Regions from separate parts of the Homo sapiens genome. Here region 2 is linked to region 1. Evidence: chromatin contacts called from ENCODE Hi-C or POLR2A ChIA-PET data. All regions are on one chromosome and are shown on one strand. Each heading gives the region's core, a stretch centred on a gene start or an enhancer-like site at or near the end of the contact. The rest is flanking DNA. Distances are from core to core; before and after follow the strand shown.

Evidence for each region. Hi-C counts contacts between places; a loop is a spot of excess contacts on that map. ChIA-PET counts read pairs that join two places held with the same protein, here RNA polymerase II (POLR2A). Pooled maps may share reads with other maps.
Region 2: a loop to region 1 is called in a map of endothelial cell of umbilical vein, with 10 times the contacts of the local background. The contact joins two enhancer-like sites. A Hi-C loop is called at or near these places in 1 of 168 maps with a recorded cell type or tissue (endothelial cell of umbilical vein) and 1 of 50 pooled maps. POLR2A ChIA-PET finds 5 or more read pairs at or near these places in 1 of 52 experiments (AG04450).

The regions. Positions count from the first base shown.
Region 1 is chr14:85,466,482-85,473,974 of GRCh38, forward strand. No RefSeq gene overlaps it. Among named protein-coding and RNA genes, the nearest start is that of FLRT2, 60 kb to the right of the region's middle. Within about 2 kb of position 5,435, at least 3 of the 41 ENCODE cell types and tissues checked have a DNase peak (open chromatin) inside an H3K27ac peak, as active enhancers do; they include endothelial cell of umbilical vein, where a contact is called at or near this core.
Region 2 is chr14:85,562,194-85,569,940 of GRCh38, forward strand. All of the region lies in intron 1 of FLRT2 (fibronectin leucine rich transmembrane protein 2), which reads left to right. Among named protein-coding and RNA genes, the nearest start is that of FLRT2-AS1, 34 kb to the left of the region's middle. RefSeq lists an enhancer at 6,675-7,193. Within about 2 kb of position 4,603, at least 3 of the 41 ENCODE cell types and tissues checked have a DNase peak (open chromatin) inside an H3K27ac peak, as active enhancers do; they include endothelial cell of umbilical vein, where a contact is called at or near this core.

The DNA.
Region 1 (7,493 bases), core at 4,185-6,684:
ACACTGTACCCCATAAATGAATATAATTGTGGTTTGTCAATTTAAAAAGCATAATTTTAAAATAAAAAATAAATAAAAAGAAAAACATGCTCTTTACTATACTTGTGTTACTTAACCTAATATATAAACATATATAGAATATATATTTATATATAAATATAGTAATCATAAAAAAATTTAAATTCGCTTTGGTTGATAATCTTCTGAAAAGGCACACAGATGCAGAAAGATGGAAATGAGTTAGTTTGGCAGCAACTAATTTTCCAATGCCTCTTGATCTATTGTCCTGGAAGCTTGTGGCAGTGTTGACAGTTCCCTTGCTGGATTATCTCCTGGCATCTGTGGACTGACCCGTGTTATCTGCCATGTTTTTCCTATTGTGACTGGCTCTCTGGTTACTAGCTGACTCGCCATGTTATCATGGGTTTTTTCTTCGATTACACTCTACCTCCCTAGACTTTATCTACCATCTGATGCTGTCCTCCTCTCCTACTATACCAATAGTTCATGCTCCTTTGAGCCAACACTTTCTGGTAGTATTCATCCAAAGCATGGCAATGCTTAGCAAATATTAAATCTTAATAACTCATCTCAAACTATGGTATACTCTACAGCAGTTATAAAGAGCACAAGATATTTTTAGATTCTTCTGCCTGTTAAATTATTTCAGAGCTCAGGATTTTTTGATAAGAATTTGTTTAACTTATCTTGTCTACCCAGAATAATTTGATTAATCCCAAATCTCTGAGTGACACATTTTTTACCAAGCAGCATTAGAATCTGATTTTCAGCAGTTTTTCTATATCATTTCAATGAACCAGTTCAATAACCTGAACCAAAAACGAACAAAAAAAAAACTTAAAGTAACAAATACTCATGAATTTTTAAACTTTTATTTGTCTTTGCACATCACTGTCATACAAGGAAACAGTGAGTATTTTCAAGAGGCATACTATGTTTGATATATAGATTCTTTACTCAATAGCTGTAACAATGTAAACTATTATCAAAAATTAATATTATCTGTACTTTGCCCAGTTTGTAGGTAAATGCTAAAGAATTTGAATATTTGCTGACTTTTTCCTTGTTATTCTTGCAAATCCCATCAACTCCCACCACTTATTTGTATTTCACTTTGGCTTCTTTAAGAAGATAAGTAGGGGGCAACGGGGGAATTTGCTGTGATACCCTCATTCATCTTGAAAGCCAGATAACTAAGTTCTTACAAAGCAAGAGTAAATGACACTGTCTACATTGACTTTAACCTTATGAAAATTACAAAAATTTAAATATAGTTTTGGAATCACAATTAAAGTCACTTTTCCATGGTGACATTTATTCATTTTCATTTTACTTCATGCTGTAATCAGAATTCTTGAAATTTCTAACGTCAGGCTAATATAACATTTTCTATACAGAGAAAAGTCTATCTAAGTATTAAATAACTTTTAATTCCTTTTTACCTTTAATGCTCCTAGAACATATATTCTTTAGTTCATTCAACAAGCACTTGAGCATCTTCTACATGTCAGGTATTAGTGATACAATGCCAAGGAGACTCAAGACCTGTGCCACGTGAACTTATACTCTACTCAGTAGAGTTTACCAGATAAAACAAGAATTAATTGAACAACCACAATAATCCCATTCATATTTTATGACAAACCATGCAATAATAGTTTAAATACTAGATTTATTTATAAATTTTGACTTAGTTTTTAGATTTAGATTTAGATCTACCAGATTTAACTTTAGATTTAGATTTATCAGATTTAGATTTAAACACCAGGTGTAGTCTGGAGATCAGGATTCCTTAATTAAGCGGACTTTGAATAAGAACTGAAAAGGAGAACTATTTAATCAAGTTAAGGGGAAAACTTGCTGTTCAGACAAAAAAAAAAAAAAAAAGTGATACGTCCAAGACCTCAGGATAGGAGGAAATGTATCACATTGAGGATCACTGAGGAGGACAGAGTGACTGGAGCAAAGAAGGTGAGGGAGGCTGTGCTCTCAATGTGTTGATCCTGTTGTATTAGTCCAGGCTCATGCTGCTGTGAAGAAATACTTGAGACTGGGTAATTTATAAAGGAAAGAGGTTTAATTGACTCACAGGTACACACGGCTTGGGGGGCCCGCAGGAAACTTACAACCACGGCAGAAGGTACCTCTTCACAGGGTGGCAGGAGAGAGAAGTGAGTGCAAGCAGAGGAACTGCCAGATGCTTAATACAACCATCAGATCTCGTGAGACTCACTCACTATCAAGAGAACAGCATGGGGGAATCTGCCCCCATGATTCAGTTCCCTCTACCTGGTCCCTCCCATGACACTTGGGGATTATGGGGATTATAATTCAAGAGGAGATTTGGGTGAGGACACAGCCAAACCATATCACCTGTATTGCCCAATTCTCTGTTCCATCTGCTTCACTTCTATCCCAAAGCTCAAAAAGCAGCTGATTCTGAAAAGACAGATACCAGATCTCCTGTTGGTTTAAGGCTTACCCCGTGTGACTGGCAGGTTGGCCTGGCTGGTTCAGGTTCAGACATGAAAACTGACATTCCTCCATGCAGATGCCCTGTCCTAGCGTAGACTCACTTCCTTAGTGTCTGCAGGGTCCTTATGTCACCCACAGTGGAGTTGACAGAACAGTATTTCATAATGAGGCCTGTTCTGGAAAGATAACTCTAAATGAGAATCTGAGGGCCAAAACAGATCTTCATTATTCCAAATTCTGTGCTAAAGCAGATTGCATTGTAGCTGGCCTTTGATGTGTTCTCAGAGTCTAATAATAACTTAAAAATGAAGACAAGCATCTGTCTAGAAAAACTTTTAAAGGGTTGTATTTAAAATGCTTTGCAATGGCAAATTAACAGAGTTGTAATTTAAGTTTTCTTCTTCCTTCCTGCAGGAATGAATCGTAAGGTTCAGGAATGCATTTTTTAATATTTTGACAGAAACCTACATGTTTTAATCTTTTAAAGTATGTAATTATAGGACATGGGCCTGGTACAAGTGTGCTCCACGTGGGTGGTAGAATAATATGCCCTTTAAAAAATGAATTAGAATAGATTTTGGATAAAAATGATAAACACTAGATCACATCTTATTAGCAAAGAAAATGTCACAGTTTCATAAAAGTAAATTTGCTAAATAAAAATAGTAATTAATAGTTGAATTAATGACTAGATACCATTGAGAGTGTACTCAATATCCTAAAATTTTAATTTTAGGATGTGAACCCCAATGCAGATTTTGAGTTTTGGGTGATTATGATGTGTCAATGTACGTTCCTCAATTGTAATAAATGTATCACTCTGGTGGGGGATTTGATAATGGAGGAGGCTACCCATATGCGGGGACAGGAGGTTCTATGGGAAATCTCTGCACCTTCCACTCAATTTTATTGTGAACTTAAAACTACCCTAAAAATAAAGTTTATTTAAAAAAAATTAAAAAGCGATCTGATGAAATAATCTTAATTGTTATGGAAACCATAATTTTAAAAATAATGTAAGTTTACATTTAGAATATCAGGAACATAAGGCAATTCATCCACCTCAAGGTCAATGTATCTGCTCAGCAGGTACTAAGTGATTCTATAGGTGGGCCATTTCCACAATGCTTTCTGTATTCTAAACACTGCATGAGGACCTCCTGCCCACTTTTTCATTGATTCCTCACAAGAACCTCAGGAAATAGGTCCTGCATTTATTATCAACTTATAAATAGGAAAACAGTGAGGTTCAGAGAGGTTCATTAAATACTCAGAAGTCACACAGATAGTTGTTGTCAGAGGGATAAAAATAGACTTTGCACATGTCTGAGTAGCTAATTCTTCTGCTTGGTTTTTTTTTTTTTTTGGAGTGGATAAATAAGGTTGTAAGAAAGAATACCTTTCTACCCAAATATGCTTTACTCTTTACTCTCCTGAAAAAAAGTGAAATGTAAATACAGCCTTTGAAGCTAGTTTTGAAAGTAACTAAAAATTGTAATGCCAGATGAGATAATTAGACTATGAAGTAAACTCTAACGGGGTTAGGAGAGATGTACAAGAATGCACCCGTCAGTTTTCTTGCTGCTGGTGAAGACCTAAGCACTCTCTTCTTCTGGGTAAGTTTTAGGGCTTATCCAATTTCATGCCAAAGTGGGTAGAAGCAGAAGAATATTCTAAGCACGGAGAAACATCTAAACAAAGTACAGATGCATGAGCCTGTGTATTCAGGGCACTGCAAATTATTGTTCAAAATAAATTTTTAGGCTGGGCGCGGTAGCTCACGCCTGTCATCCCAGCACTTTCGGAGGGTAAGGCGGGTGGATCACCTGAGGTCAGGAGTTCCAGACCAGCCTGGCTAACATGGCGAAACCCTGTCTCTACTAAAAATACAAATATTAGCTTGGTGTGGTGGCGGTGCCTGTAATCCCAGCTACTCAGGAGGCTGAGGCAGGAGAATCACTTGAACCCAGGAGGCAGAGTTTCCAGTGAGCCAAGATTGTACCACTGCACCACTGCACTCCAGCCTGGGCGACAGAGTAACGCTCTTTCTCAAACATATATAAATATAATAAAAATAAATAAATGTTTAACTATCATCTTGAAAGCTTCTGATTTGGAGTTTTTACTGCAGTTACAATTATTCACAGATAGTTCTTATAAAAGTTCATTTCATGAGTTTCTGAGTTTAGTGTAACTTAGTTTGATAACATCAGGAGAAAAGAATGGTATCCTCTAGGAGTTTACAATCAGAAGAGAAGAAAGAAATATTATGTCAATGTGAACCAAGAAAGACAAATGTTTTGAATGTCTGAGTCAGTTTACACATTACAGCAAAATGTGGCATTTGCAGGAAAATCTTTGGGGGAAAAAAAAGAAAAACCACAACAATCTAAATTATCTTCTCCATTTCCCAAGGCATCTGGGCCAAGTTTTGTATTTGATGAAAATAAGTCCAATTCTGTAACTTCTGCTTTTGGGAGAATAGGCTGAGAAGCATGTAAAAAAAAAAAAAAGAAAAGAAAAGAAAAGAAAAAAAGAGAAAAGCAAAGTCTTGTTCTTCTTACTTCTCCTCTTCCCTCTGTTCTTTCTCTCCCACCATCCCCTTCTTTGTGTTTTTTAACAACCAGAATTAAACATTACTTAATCCCATCTGGGAGCCATAGTCATTTTTCAAAATCAATTTTTAAAGACATTGTTGTCATATGTTTACCGTCCAGGTGTCTACTTTCTCAAGGTAACAAAAAGGTTCACAAAGATTCTTATCTCAAACCGATAAACAGATGCAAACAGAGCCGGGACTATCTGGGCTACCACAAGGCCTGTTTGACTAATTGCCCTGATAGATCCTTCTCCTGATGCCTAATGTTGTTATTGCACCCAGCATAGCTGAGATAGCACATGTTTAACCCCTGACCCTCCAGCTGCCTGGACCATGCCGCTCTGGAACTAACTATTCTCCATCATCACTTCCTCCTCATGGCAGACAGAGAGAGAGAGATCTGTTTCTAAGCAAATAGCAAAGGCTCTGACCCCGTCATGAGTCACCAGTCTGTCTACCCACTTCCAAGATTCCCCTTTATGTATTTATTCAGCTTGTCAGAGTTCCTGGCCAAAAGGATAGTGATTTTTGAGTTAAATGGGATTCATGCTAACTCTGGGAACAGTAATTTCATAAATCTGAGATGTGTTAAATGGCCTCTATAAGCTTCGTATGAAACAATCCATCTCATTCTATCCTTTTTTAAGGTAACTTTTTATTCAATAAAAATGATAAAATAGCAAAAGACACAGAATAAATAAAAGGCAAATATTCCAGGGCCATTTATTACCATGTAGGGAAATACCTAATTATTCTGTGCCTTAGGGCACTGATTTATAATTACTATAAGACAGGCTAAATACTATTAGTAACAGCAGAAGTGAGAAGTAAGTGTATTTTATCTAAGATAGTTCATCTTTCTCTTATAGCATGTTTCATAAGTCTTATTCACAGGACTTAACACTGGTCAAATTTTAACACATACTGCCAACACATGGAAATTCAGCTTCTGATCATCCTGGGTAAGTTTTGCTGTGCAAAAATTTTACATTATACCACATTGCAGAAACATTAAGCAGTAATAGCACAATAGTAAGCAACAGTTCTTATGACCATTTGGGTTAATTAATGAAATTACATTGTCTGTATGAAAAGGCAGAAAATAAATGGAGAAACAGAAAGGTGTAATCTTTATGGAGTATATTTGAAAGTCTGTTCTTTTTTTAATATCTGAAAAACTTAAGCAGACATGAAATATTATAGGCTATAATGCTGGGGAGAATAGTCCATTCAGATATACATTGCATTTTAGTTTTCACCAAACCATTTAACATAGAATCAAAACACTGTGGCTAAATTATAAAATTGCTTCTATCTTTCTAACACTTTGTTTAATCTGGTCTAAAAACTAAAATGCAATGTATATCTGAATGGACTATTCTCCCCAGCATTATAGCCTATAATATTTCATGTCTGCTTAAGTTTTTCAGATATTAAAAACTTGTTTTGTGAAATCAATTCCTGAATGCTAATGTTATTATCAATCATCATAATCCTTCTCTCATAATAAATTCTTGATACTTTCCTCTGTCCATTAAGGAAGCAGAATCGTAAAATATTGAGTGCATTGACAAGGTATTGTAGATTACTGAGAACAGCAACAATAACAAGATAAATACTCAAAGTTTTTGTGTCTTTGGAAGTACTTTAAAGGGAATGTAATACAGAAGGAGTCCTTGACATCAGAAGATGGTCTGGGTTTAGCTTCATCTACATAGCTGCAAGCCCGAATCTCAGTTTTCTTTCAAATGGGGTTAATGAAACCTTTCTAACCATCTTCTGAAGTCTAAATGATGTAAACTGCCCAGCACAGTGACTAAAATTTTTAAAAAGCAAAGGCTAGATCCATTCAAAGTCCCTTCTTGCCTTTGCTTGTAAAACTGACTAAAGATTCCACCTTAGTCCAATTTACCTTCAAGCTACTTTGAGAATAATTTAAACTAACTCACACAAGTTTTGGAAAGCTTGATTCATTGGGAGGTAGCTTATCTTCTAAAAATAAAAATTTTAAAAACTAATGTTAAACATTAACAGGTACGGCTCAACTAAAAGATAGAAAGAAATTTAGGTGAATTTCTAGAAGAAATAAATTCATTTATTAGAAAATTTTTGGGGGGATGCCAAACAGCAGAATCATATGGGGTAAGGCTCTGAGGATAAGGATGTTACAGGACAGAAATTAACAACATGGGCTCTGAGATGGAGCGATCCTGGGCTTCACTCAGCAGAAACTTTAGACTTAGTTCTCTCTTTTGTAAAATGGGATAATAATACTTGTTTCATAAAATTATTTCCTATGATCAAATGAGATAAGGTGAGTAAAGTACTTACCGCAGCAGAGGAGACAGATTTAATAAATGCTATTTTAGTGTAAGTAGTATTAATATTAATTAATTAT
Region 2 (7,747 bases), core at 3,353-5,852, 95 kb after region 1:
AAGGCATCACTTGTTTACACACCTGGTCACCTTCTTTAGTCCATGGGACTCACTCATGTTTCCAAGAGAATATTTCATTTCCACACAGACATAGACATTTCTGACAGTTAAATCCAAAGTAACTCAAATGCTACATAACATTTTTACATTGTTTTGTGTGTTTCTTGGGTGTGTGGCATTTGGCATCAAGAAGACCCGTGTTTCAATGCAATCTCTGCCACATTTTGGCTGTGAAGACCAAATGCAGGTTATTTGACTTTTGGGAAACTCAGTCTCCTCCTCTGAGAATTGAGGTTTGTAATACCAACTCATGAACTCATTCTAAGGATCAGATGAGATAATAGATCAGAAAGAGTAGGTGGGTCTATAATGTTAGTTACTTGAAGCTGGTTCCCAAATCTCCTCCTAACCCACCTTTCTTTCTTTCTTTTTTTTTTTTTTGAATCTAGACTCAAGATATATTAAAGACTATGCTCATGGACATCAATTCTTTCCTGTCCTTTAGGGCAGTATTCAGGCCACACGGTTCAATAACGGGAAAGAATGTCGTCACATGATTGCATCATGTTCTTCAAAATGAAATCTATTGAACAGTATAAACAACAAAGAACATCATTTGTCAGAATGACCTGGGGGAAATAGTCCAGTGAAACTAAGCAAAGGGAACTTTATACCGTGAGGGAAAATCAATGGATTGTAACAGAACCCTGCAAGAAGAGACATAGCTTTCAAGTTCCAGAGACCTAGAGGTGACTGAGAAGCAGGATGTACCAGAAACTGGGCTTCTTGTTCTACTTATCTAGCGCCCTTTTCACAGTGTTGTATATGTAAATAAATAATAAAGCAGTGTGATTTTTAATTTTTTTTTTTTTTACTTATGTAAAGTTAGACATCAAAAAGCATCTGTTGGACCTCCACTCCTTAAAAGGAACACATACTAAGTTTGAGAATTATGGTTCTCTGGGCATTGCTGCCTGGCAATTACAGAAGCCTAGGGAAGTAGGGGTTATCACAGTTGTTCCCAGGTAATATCACAGTAGTTACCCCTGTCACCAGGGCCTTACAACCACTTCCTAATGGTGAGATTGGAATGAGACTGGATGTGTCTGACTCCATGGTCTATGTTGTTTAACAAATGCCAGATACATTGAGTCCCACACACCTTGTGTTAGTTTGTTCTCACACTGCTGTAATAAGCTACCTGAAACTGGGTAATTTATGAATAAAAGAGGTTTAATTGACTCACAGTTCCTCAGGCTGCACAGAAAGCATGGCTGGGGAGGCCTCAGGAAACTTACAGTTGTGGAAGAAGGGCGAAGGGGAAGCAGGCACCTTCTTCACATGGTGGAGCAGGAGGAAGAAAGAGAAGAGGGAAGTGCCACATACTTTTAAAAAACCAGATCTCCCAAGAACTCATTCACTATCATGAGAACAGCAAGGGGGAAGTCCACCTACATGATTCAATCACCTCCTTCCAGGCCCCTTCTCCAATGTGGGGATTACAATTCAACATGAGATTTGGGTGCGGACACAGCAAAACCATGACTTGGCTCAGATCTCTTACCTCCAAACCCTAGTACTTTATGTAATCTTAAAATAGAAAAACAGACAAACAAAAAAATAGATAAAGTTGACTTTTCTCTCAAGAAAAGTGAAATGTTCTATTTCCTCTTAGGTGGAGACCATGAGTATGTCTGCTATTTGTACATAACTCAATGGATGATAATTGATCTAAATTCCAGGGAAGACATGAGAGTTTAAAGGGAGACACTCATGTAGAAGCCCTAGTGTGAAAGGGCCCCTACATTTGACACTTACGTGGACAGCCAGAAGTCAGGGCACTTGTCCTCTTCCTACATAGATGAACTTATTAAGGGAAGGAGAGGGTGGACAGAGCGTTTTGCTTTTCTATGGCCCTGTTTTGAATGTTGACATGGCAGAACACCAAAGTGGCACTTGGCTACCTGCTCTTCTCTGCCTGTACATAGGGAATATTTCAGCCAAATGGCATTGTTTTCTCATAACCCACGAATTGATTTGGCCAGTGACTATGTATTACTCGAATATGTATTGCTTGGATTGGCTTCAATTGCCTATATCAGTTTAGAAGCTTTAACAATGTTTAACCCATATGTTGAGTAAAATTTGGGAGTATTAAAAGAAACACTGGTTTACCTCATTTTAGTACAAATGAATCGTCTTAGAGAAATAGAAAGCAATCAAAAATTAAACAAGTAAATACAATCACCAGTAACCCGGGTTAAAAATATATTTAGGTAATTAAAAGCCTAAGTCATTACATTTCCACTGGACCAACCAAGATTGTTCCAAATGTATTCGTGGAAGATTTATTAAAGGATATTTTGACATTGGCAAAAGGGCTAGTTTTCTGGTGGGTTATGAGGCTCTCAGATAACATCAAAAGGCAGTATTTGAAAGTAAGATTCTGTCATGCACACCGTTTTCTGTGTCTTTTGAAGACGTGGGTAACTCTATTACAGAAAAATACTACTATACCTAGCATGATTGAAACAAACTGTATGTAATGTAATGTAATAGTTCTTAAACTGTGCAGCTTCGCATCCTCTGCAAATCAGCTCCTACATCTGGACGATGAGAATTGTAATAGCACTGATCTCAAAGGGGTTTTTGGTTGTGATGTGAGATAGATAAGATTTATCATGTGATCACTAGTTTTATCAAGTGAAGGAGATAAGAGACTCATCCTATGATCACTAGTTATCTTGGCTCTCTGCCTTACCATTTCTATGATAGCAAGAAAAGAGCAACAAAGTTATGAACTCTGCCAGTCTTGGTATGCAATTTGTAAGATAGTATGTATAACAGTCAGTGGTACAAAGCCACAGAAATCCTAAAGTGTTATTTTAAACCAGATTTCCATTTTCGTCACCTCCATTCCTTTCAGGGATCTTGGGAAAGGGAATGAACTACTTTACTTTGAAAAACAGTTTTGTTTTGTTTTATTTTCTGAACGAAGATAATGAAAGCCTTCCTGACCCAAATAGCATATGCAGCCTGGAGTGTCATATATTGTTTTTGCATAGGAGTGATATTAATAACCTGAGTATGTATGCAGTCATCAAAATAGCTTTTGTCATAACATCACTTGTGTGCTGCTATTTGTCTCATAAGTAATCTGTCACATTCATTTTAAGTTGAAGTGTGGATATGTGACAGGTGGAATCTACAATTGTTTTATTGGGCTGGATGTAAAAATAATGACCTTGATGTTGCTATTCAGAATATTATGTGGCATCTGGGACCCCGATAGTTTCCCAATATTATTAATAGTGATATTACTACCTCTCCATTACATGCATGGTTAGTGATCAAAATTTTTTTTATTTATTTAAATTTTTGAATGATTTTAGAAACCATATGCATGGAGATGTATTAAGATATATAAGCTTCTTGTGGTGAGGTTATTGGTTTTAAAATACACATCGTTAGCTTTTAAAATAAAAGTTGGCATTTCGAGTTGTCATGCTTGAAAGACTCTTGGAAGTAGCATTAAAAGAATCCTAGATTGAAAGCTAATTTAGGTCAAGAGGGAAAATGTGCTTGATGTGACACTGATAACTTCATACCAATTGAATCCATGGGGCCTTGGAACCTGAAATGGAATTTATGATAAAATACCCACCATGAGGTCTTATCTTAATGGAGAAAACACATTGCTTTGTTAGTCCTCCAGACAGAAACTTCATTGTTTGGGGAATGATTTCAGTAGAGGATGAAAGGATGAATAAGCAAAATACACCGATTTTTTTGTCAACTGCCACCCCTCCCACCCCGATGTTCCCACCAATCATTAGAATAAGAAACATGAGTCTTTGTCCTCTGCCAAATCTAAGCCATGCCAACAAGTAAACCTGTATAGGAAAATGACACAATTAGGGAAATTTGCAAGTGCTATTATGCCAGCAGTAGTTTTTTCCATGAAGTAATCTGATGATTCATACACTGGAGATCAGGAGACAAAACAGATTCTACCTGGTTAGAGACCCACTATCACAATGATACTTGGCCTAATTCATTTTGGTTGAGGGCCTGATGAGCCACACATGCGTGGGTCAGGGAAGATGGTTTTCACCGGATGCCTGTTGAGTCTGATTGTAGAGACTTTCAAGAGAGGATTTTATTGAGGAAAAAAAGAAGCAAACATAACAAAGTATTATTCTGCTTTAGACTGAAATCAGGGACTGTTTTCTGAGAATAAAATGACTTCATAAAGGAATCAAGAAAATTATCTTGATGCTCAGCCTGTAAGATAATCAAAGGTAAATTCTCAAGTTGAATCCTAAAGGAACACTCAGTCCTCTTAACTTCCATGGTTGTGTGTGTGTGTGTGTGTGTGTGTGTGCAAGATAGAAATTTCTGCAGCTATTTAGGTGAAAGCACTTTGGAAAATGCAATATTTCGTATTCTTCAGTAGTTGATCCAAATACATACGGTGGAATATACAAGGTTTATATTCCTGGCCTGGTTGCAGGGGAAGAAAGTGTCATCTCGTGGCTGAAAAATAGTCTCAGTGTTGGATACTATGAAATCTTCAGCATGAAAAAAAAAAAAAGAACATATCCCTTCTATGTATTAGCTTCCCAGGAATGAAGCAAACATAAATATTTTTCAGTTTGGTCATTTGTGAATTAGTCATGATGAAAAAGCCTTCCGTTTCTGCCAGATGAAGAGTAATACAGCACAGAACTTTGAGGCAGTATTAATATTTCTGTTGTGCCTAAAAAGTAATCAACATAGTTTCCATGGGTCACACAAAATTTCTCATGATTGAAACAGTGTCATTGAAAGTTGGGGGAAGGACACATCGGTTAGAACATATTTAAATGAAAAATGTATTTATGCTTTCACTTCAAGGTAATTTTATCAGAGGGGCTGGGTTTGGGGGAAGATACCTGCAAACACGTGCATAAAGTTTGGGCTTCATGAAAGTGGGTGAAAGCATCATATTTGAGCTGCCACATTTGACATGTCCCCCTCAGAATCCCATGGACACTGGACAGTTTCCTGAACGCTGTGGTTTCCCCATCCCTGGTGGGTGTCTGCTTGTAATAGAAGCTCCAAAGATACCTGGAATCTCGAAGCTTCCTTCGGCATCTTCCTTTATTAGACCAACTTGAGGCTTTCTAGAAAAGCATACACTCTGTGTTTGCAATGTGTGTGTGTGCCCAGTTGCCACATTATGCTGGTTAAGAGCATGGATTCTGGAGCCAGACTGCATTGGCTTATATCTTAGCTCTGCCACTTCTTCAGGAGCGTAAGTTTCTGCATCACCCTGCCTCAGTATCTTTCTGTACAATGCACATAGTTAGAGTACCTGCTGTTAGGGTGTTTGTGAGGATTGAAAGAGTTAGTATTGTGAAAGGCTTAGAAGAGGGCCTAGCACACGGGAAGTGACTTACATTTTTTTTTTTTTTTTTTTTTTTGAGACGGAGTCTCACTCTGTCACCCAGGCTGGAGTGCAGTGGCACGATCTCTACTCACTGCAACCTCCGCCTTCTGGGTTCAAGTGATTCTTCCGCCTCAGCCCTCCGAGTAGCTGGGATTACAGGGGCGCGCCACCATGGCCGGCTACTTTTTGTATTTTTAGTAGAGACGGGGTTCCACCATATTGACCAGGCTGGTCTCGAACTCCTGACCTTGTGATCCTCCCACCTCGGCCTCCCAAAGTGCGGGATTATAAGCGTGAGCCACCGCGCAAGGCCTGATTTTTATTTTTTTCTATAGAGATCAGGGGAATGTTAACTTCCCCTAGAAACAGCATGACTTGCCGTCCTCTCAGCAGGTGAGTTACAGAAGGCCTGTAGAGTACCACAAGAAAGAGGCCTGACTACTTATTTGGAAATTAGCTGTTTTTGTTCTGCTTGTGGAGGGTTCCTTGAGAATTTGGCCCTTTCCCTGTTTTATAAGGGGACAAATAAAGATGAGATAGGGAAGTAGGGGTAGGCATTGCCTTTGTTCATGGGACCTTGCTGATCTGCGGGGGGATGATTGCTGGGGGAAGATCATGGGGCTTGGAGGCAGAGCGCATAGTTTTGGCTCCAGTTCTGCCCTAGGTAAGTCATTCAGTGTCTCGCTGAATGGGCTGAGTTTTGCTTTCCTGCTTCTGCACTTGAAATGCTTATTGTAAGGAGAGTGAACATGGAAATCATAAAATGATTGGACAGGCTCAAGGACCATGTGTAAGGCGTTAATACCAAGTCAGTGGTCATTGCTAGGTATGTTTCTGAATGAATTTAATTTTTTTTCTGGTATAACCTGCAGTTGGGGATTTTAGTTAAAAAATGTGCTCACATTCAAGAAGCCTGGACCAGCTCTGGACCAAATTGCACAAGAGGTGGTGTTTGGGCTTCAAATCCAGTTCCTGCTTTTTTGTTGTTGTTGTTGTTCTTTTTCTCTTTGTTTTCATGAACTTCTTCAGGGACTCAATGGCCTGATCCTGCACTCTTCGCCCCACAATTAATGAGGCCACTTCACTATGGAGCCCAACCTTGGCTGCTCTCTCTCCCTATTTCTGGGATCTTTACCTTTCTTCTCTCACCTACTTAACTTTTGGAAACCCAGTTTTACTACGTGTAACCTGGAGATGCCATTACGGACTTCAGAAGTTAACATATGTGGTATGTAAATCATCTAGCACAGTGCCTGGTGTATATCAGCCGCCTCTCTCTGCCTCTCACTCATTCCGTCTGTCTCCTCTTTTCCCTCGTCTCCCTTCTCTTAAGGATTTGCCTGCCAATCTATCTTTTATTTTAGAAATCCCAACGGTGGTACTGATGGATCAGTAAACCCTTTCATGATACATAGTAGCAGTTTCCTAGTGACTGCAACTCTTCACTGAAACAAAGACTTCACAGGTGGTGGATTTTTAGGCTTTGTGACAAACTCGTGAGGGCTCTTTGGGGACAAAGGAGGACATTTTAGCCACTCCAGATTACCATTTTTGCCTTTGAGCATTGTTCTTTAATTTCTCCTAGAAAGAAAAGAGGAATCTGCCTGAAGCAGCTCTGCCATCCGCCGACACCCTTGGCAGTTGAACACTGATTGTCAAGCCCACCGTGGGCAATGCAGGTTTCCTTTTGCCAGCCTGGCATGGAGTGAAGGGGAAGTTTGTGCTCCTCTGGTTGCCTCAGCTGACCAGGAAACCGTACCAGGAGCAGCAGGGAGGGCAGAGTCTAGTGGAGTCCTCTGTGCTGGGACTGTGGGACCAGGACAGGGCAAGGACAGCAGGAAGGAAAGACCAACTCATGCAGCAAACACCACCCACACTGGATGCATTCAACTCAGTCCTTAGAGATAAATGTTAGAGACAAAGGCACCATTAGGAACCAGGACACTGGACGTGTACTTTAGAGTTCTCATAAAGTCTGCAGACAGTCACAGTGAGGAATGCGCTGTAAGAATTTCAGATGAGGTTTATTTTGTCCCCTAGCCCTTTGGTTATCACGGTTTGTTTTGGTTTTAGCAGAGCTAATAAAAAATACATTTATCTTGCTACACAGTGATGAGACAATAGCAGAATACCAACCCTGAAATCACGTTATTAAAGCATTTTCTTTTTCTGTGCTTTTGGAGGGATTTTGCATTAGCCAAAAAAATGATGACAAGTGTTGTCATGACCAAACTTTCTTTTAAAAGTTTTGGCCAGATTGAATTGTAGGATCACGTTAACATGACAGTGGGTCTTAGTGGTATTTGTAAGATGTTG